Linked DNA regions of Homo sapiens: region 2 is linked to region 1. Evidence: chromatin loops called from intact Hi-C (ENCODE). Cell type or tissue: adrenal gland. All regions are shown on one strand. Links, peaks and the distances in the headings refer to the core of each region. The heading gives the core; the rest is flanking DNA.

Region 1 (2,755 bases), core at 1-2,500:
CTGAGGGGCCCTAGGGGAGTCACACCAAGGGTCCCCACGAGAAAGTTGTGGCATCCCCGGGGGCCGGAGAAGAGCCCCGTGTCTTCTGAGGGGTTCGTCCTTTGTGTCCCCTGCAGACATTTGTCTGCGACCTTTGCCCTCCAGCATGTATGTACTTTCCTGCAGCCTGTAGAAACGCCTCTTACGGTTTAATATGTGTTCGCTTTGCTAAAGAATATCAACATCGGCCAGGCGAGGTGGGGCACGCCTGTCATCCCAGCACTTTGGGAGGCTGAGGTGGGAGGATCACTTGGGCCCAGGGGTGCAAGACCAGCCTGGGCAACATAGCGAGACCCCATGTCTAAAAAAATTATTTTAAATTAGCCAGGCCGGGTGCAATGGCTCGCGCCCGTAATCTTAGCACTCTGGGAGGCCGAGGCAGGCAGATCACTTGAGATCAGGACTTTAAGACCAGCCTCGGCAACAACATGGTGAAACCATCTCTAGCAAAAATACAAAAAATTAGCCGGGTATGGTGGCGGGTACCTGTAATCCCAGCTACTCAGGAGGCTGAGGCAAGAGAATCGCTTGAACGCAGGAGGCAGAGGTTGCAGTGAGCTGAGATCGTGCCACTGCACTCCAGCCTGGACAACAGAGCAAAACTCTGTCTCAAAAAATAATAAATAAAAATAAATTAGCTGGGCGTGGTGGTGCATGCCTGTAGTTCCAGCTACTTGGGAGGCTGAGGTGGGAGGATTGCTTGAGCCTGGGAAGTAGAGGCTGCAGTGAACTATAACTGTGCTAGTGGCCGGGCGCAGTGGCTCACGCCTATAATCCCAGCACTTTGGGAGGCCAAAGCAGGTGGATCACTTGAGGTCAGGAGTTCGAGACCAGCCTGGCCAACATGGTGAAACTCTGTGTCTACTAAAAATACAAAAAATTAGCTGGGTGTGGTGGCGCTCGCCTGTAGTCCCAGCTACTTGGGAGGCTGAGGCAGGAGAATCACTTGAACCCAGAAGGCAGAGGTAGCAGTGAGCCAAGATGGTGCCACTGCACTCCAGCCTGGGCGACAGAGGGTGACTCCTCAAAAAAAAGAAAAATAGCTAAAATATGATTGTACCACTGCACTCCAGCCTGGGTGACAGAGTGAGACCCTGTCTCTAAAAAAAAAAAAAAGAAAATAAAGAAAAAAGAATGTCAGCATGTCAGCGTTCCTCCAAGGAGTGGCTTTGGGTCAAGAAGACAGGCTGGCTCTCCTAAACAAACGGCTCCCCACGGCTGGGAGAGGCAGCAGGCCCTTACTCTGGCCTGAGTCTTTTGGGAGGGGCCCTGCTGGGCCTTCTCCTGCCACCTACCTTCCTGGACCATCTGTGCCCCTGCCCACGCAGTACCACACTCCCCAGACTGTGGAACGCATCTCCAGTGCCATCTGGGGGCCAGTTACTGTACCTGGTCCCCAGGCAGAGCTCTTGGCCTGGCAGCATCCAGGCAGGTATTAAGTGCCCAGTGATGGTGGCACATGGGTGGGGACGGAGCCACATCCAAGTCTAGCCCTCTGATTAGGAGGATGACAGTCTTGGAATTTCTTGTTCTCTTTCTCCTAGGGTTCTCGTTCTCCCAGCTCCAGCCTTTCTAGTTTCGAGGCATGAGGCAAACCATTGCTGTGGGAATAGCAGTGACCATTGGTAGGGCCATGGTGGCCGGGAGAGGAAACCTCAGGGTCACCCCAGAGCCTGTGGGGAGACGGAGGGTGAGCTGTTGTTGGAGCTGCAGAAACGCCTTGAAGGGCAGCATGGGCGATGAGGAATGCCATTGCAGCCTAGAAATTCGGTTTCTGGAGGTTTAGCCTGATTTTGAAGAGTATTTAAGAACAGAGGGCTCCAGACCAGGTGTGGTGGCTCACATCTGTAATCCCAGCACTTTGGGAGGCAGAGGTGGGCGGATCGCCTGAGATCAGGAGTTCGAGACCAGCCTGGCCCACATGGTGAAACCCTGTCTCTACTAAAAATACAAAAATTAGCCGGGCGTAGTGACACACGCCTGTAATCCCAGCTGCTCGGGAGGCAGAGGCAGGAGAATGGCGTGAACCCGGGAGGCGGAGGTTGCAGTGAGCCGAGATCACGCCACTGCACTCCAGCCTGGGTAACAGAGCAAGACTCTGTCTCAAAAAAAAAAAAAAAAGAACAGGGGCCTCTGCCTCAGTTTGCCCGGGAGCCAGCCAGGGCCCATCCTAATTTGGAGCACAGTCTTCCTGGTGCCTAGACATGCCAAGGCCCCTCCCACGTGGTACACCCTCTCCGTTTAGTACCTGACCACCTGTTTCAAAACGCAGGTGTTTCTGGTTTAGAAACTTGGAAGGCGGAATGTGTTTTCGTGTCTTCTAGGAAGGGTCTGCTGAGGACCAGACCACGTAAGCCTGAGTGGATCCTGACTCAGCTGCAGCCCTTACCTGCCTCGTGCTGATGATCTATGCATGGCGTTATGTAGATCACGTGCGGCAGAGACAGCCACTGTCCTGTGTGCGGGTTTTTAAAACAGCTGCCCTGGATGAAACGGAATAAACCAGTGATGCTATTCAAAGTCTTTCTGTTCTTGGGGGATGCTGTGGGCAGAGGGGATAAATTGCAGCCCCTGGCCCTCCCGTGGCATCTGCTGACTGGGGGACCCACATCGTGGCCTGAAAAACTCCTGGAGCGCCCTCTGGCCTCCTGTCGCTGGTCACTGGCCAGTGTCCTCCCAGGCTGCCCCGGCAAGGGGGCGTGGACATCTCTAGAAT
Region 2 (3,009 bases), core at 205-2,704, 160 kb before region 1:
GAGATGGGGAAAAAAAAAACACATTTTTTCAGGAGGAGAAGGCAGACAGCCCAGCTGAGCCTAGAAAAACCGGAGGTGGGGGGGTGTAATGGATGGGGGGAGGGTGGTCTACCCGCCCAGTGCTCCGAGGAGGGCCAGCACCACAGGGGGCCCTGGCTGGGCTTCCTTTGTCTCCAACGCCAGTCCTCAGAGAAGCAGCCTGTGAGGGGGAGAGGCAACCCCCTACCTGTCCCTAGTCCCAATGGAATGACAGCCCAGTCTTCAATGTCCAAGGCCATCACTTCTGCATCAAAATCAGGAGCCCCTAGAAGCCACACACAGCTCCAGCAATCCCATTTTACTGATAGGGAAGTGGAGGCACCAAGAGACACAGGGCCCGGCCCAGGATAGAGTCCAGATCTCCCAGAGCCCAGTCCAGCACTGCCTGGCACCAACTCAGCTGGTCTGTTTGGACACCTTGGGACCATAGGAGGAGAGCTGACCACCAAGAGAGTTAAAGACCATAGGGTCTTGGAGATCAGAGGGGGAGAGCAGTATAGGGAAGTTTTCCTGGGAGAAGAGAAGGTTTTGTTTCGGTTTGGTTTTTTGAGACAGAGTCTCGCTCTGTTGCCCAGGCTGGAGTGCAGTCGTGCAATCTCAGCTCACTGCAGCCTCAACTTTCTGGGTTAAAGTCCTCCTGCCTCAGTCCCCCAAGTACCTGGGACTACAGGCGTGTGCCACCACACCTGCCTAATTTTTGTATTTTTAGTAGAGACGGGGTTTCACCATGTTGCCCAGGCTGCTCTCGAACTCCTGAGCTCAAGTGATCTACCTGCCTCGGCCTCCCAAAGTGCTGGGATTACAGGCTTGAGCCACCACATCCAGCCAGAAGAGAGGGTTTTGCACGGTCTAAAGGGAGGGGAGATGTTGAATAGTCGGAAGAGCAAAGTCCCTAGAGAGGGCTTGAAACACCAACCTTGGCAGCACCAAGGTTGGAGGAGCTCCCGCCCTGCCCATGCCTGCACATGGGTTATAACATTGCAGACACCACCTCCTGTGCCATCTTGCCAGTGAGTGGTCAGAAAGTGAGAAGAGTGGGCTCAGAGGTTGGGAGTGTGGTCAGTGTCACTCACTCAGGGAGCACCCACGGGGTCACGTCTTGAGCCCAGGTCAGCCAAGCTCCCTACATGGGGTCTCCTCCCCAGTTCTGGTCCCAAAGATGGGTGGGGACAGTGCACTCCTGCCCCTGCCACAGCCAGGCCCCCTTCCCTGTGTCTTGCAGCCTCCCCTCTACAGAGAACCATGTCCGGGCCTCCCTCTCTCCATCTGTAGCCAGGTGGGGGCCTCCCTGCTGGCACTGCTGTTTGGAGACTTATACCTCTAGCTGCTCAACCTGCTTCCTCTGCATCCGGGGCTGGACCTACTGAGGGCTTCTGTGCCAGGCATCAGGCCCACAGGCTCCTGGGTGGCCTGCAGGGTTAGGTAGGAGAGGTCAGGGCAGTCCCAACCTCCCAGTGCCTCCCAGGCCAGTCCCTGCCTAGGACCTGGCCACACCTGCCATGCCCTTGGAAGATTCCTCTCTAAGTTCCACTCCCACTCCAGTGAGGGCCACCTGAGACCCACCTGCGAGAGCCTCCCCCAGGGCCCTGTCCCCCATCTCTGTGCCTTCTCCCTACCAAGGGTTCCTCCAGCCAGGAGGAAGAGCTGGGGGCGACAGGGATTGATGTCTAGGACTCGGCACTGGGGCTGACTTCCTGCCTGCCGCTGCCTGCCCCATGTGGGGGCATAATCATCTCACTCAGGGACCCCACACCTACCCTTCCCAGGCTGCCAAGTCACTGGCTCTGAGCCCCCTGGGGGTCCTAATGGTATAGAGAGAGAGGTGGCCACCGTCAGGAGCACTAGCCTACTGGATAAATGGATGGGCTTGGAGCTCAGGGACAGGGTTTCATGGGTTCAGCTGTGGCCCCACCCCCACCCCAGGAAATACCACCCCTGCAGGTCATGGCCTGGGCCTGGGCTCGTGACCTTCCCTGGAGGCCATGGTGGTGGTGGTGGTGGTGGCAGGTGTGTTCCCGTCTCCACCCCTCAGGGAAGAAGCAAGTTCCAGGAGCCTGGACTTTTGCCCTGCGCACTCTCTGTGTCAGATGGGGAGACAGCCATGAGGACAGACACTTGAAGTACCCTATAACTGGCACCATGCAAGAGAGACAGGCAGGAGGAGACTGTGGGAGCTCAGAGGAGACACTTGTGCTGGCCTGGATCAGGGAGAAAGGAGGGGTGTCGGGAGGCTTCCTGGAAGAAGTGGCTTCTGGATTAATTATTGAAGTGTGAGTAGGAGTTAGGGAAGAAAGGAGGAAGCACGGGGCAGGGAAAAGGTCAGGCATGAGCAAAGCTCGTGGGTTCCTCAGTCCCCATCCTTCCCCCACCTTCGTGAACTCTAACCACCACCACCACTACCCAACTGCCAATGTCCTGATAAGTCCTGCCCCCAACTCATTGTTCAGGCCCCCAGCACCCTCTTTATTTTCTTTGCACTCATGAAGCCCAACGCAATAACCACCTCTTGAAGGAAACCTTCCAAACTCCCGACTCCCCTCCCCCAGTACCAAGGCAGGAGTCTCCTAGGAGACCGCTGGTTTGGAAACCTGTCCTTGAAGCTAAGCAGGCTCAGCCGGGAGCCCTGTTCTGTCCCTGGGGCTGTCCCTTGGTTATTGACTGCAGATTGATGGCGAGGTTGCCCCAAGGAGAGAGGGAATTCCCACGGTGCCCTATGGCCCAGAGGCCTCGCAGATGATCTCACAGAAATGGGGCAGCTATTTTTACCTGGCATTTAATTACATGGTTTGGATCCCAGAGGAGAGATGAGATGGTGATCCCAGGAGCTGCGAGGGAGGGGCATTCCGGAAACTGTGGGGACCCTGGGAGGACAGGCGAGGGCATGATCCTCTAACTCATTTCCTTGGAAGGATGGTCGCTTGTCCCCCAACACTAAGCCGGCTCCTTAGACAGGGACTCCCCAGGCACTAC

Evidence for each region. Hi-C counts contacts between places; a loop is a spot of excess contacts. Peaks named below come from ENCODE experiments on the same cell type or tissue, not always from the same donor. Only the 100,000 strongest peaks of a DNase experiment are listed, where the experiment ranks them.
Region 2: a loop joins it to region 1, with 2.1 times the contacts of the local background. A loop is called at or near these places in 17 of 110 quality-filtered maps.

Annotation. Positions count from the first base shown.
Region 1 is chr7:102,449,057-102,451,811 of GRCh38, forward strand. ORAI2 (ORAI calcium release-activated calcium modulator 2) reads left to right here. Exons shown (of 4, transcript NM_001126340.3): 4 at 1-2,755. Among named protein-coding and RNA genes, the nearest start is that of ALKBH4, 14 kb to the right of the region's middle. RefSeq lists an enhancer at 1,467-1,526. In adrenal gland, for the core only: a CTCF peak has its summit at 1,381 (motif pointing left); no DNase peak of the experiment used is centred there.
Region 2 is chr7:102,293,462-102,296,470 of GRCh38, forward strand. The region is part of intron 1 of SH2B2 (SH2B adaptor protein 2); the gene reads left to right. Among named protein-coding and RNA genes, the nearest start is that of MIR4285, 1.9 kb to the left of the region's middle. RefSeq lists an enhancer at 643-1,396. In adrenal gland, for the core only: no CTCF peak of the experiment used is centred there; no DNase peak of the experiment used is centred there.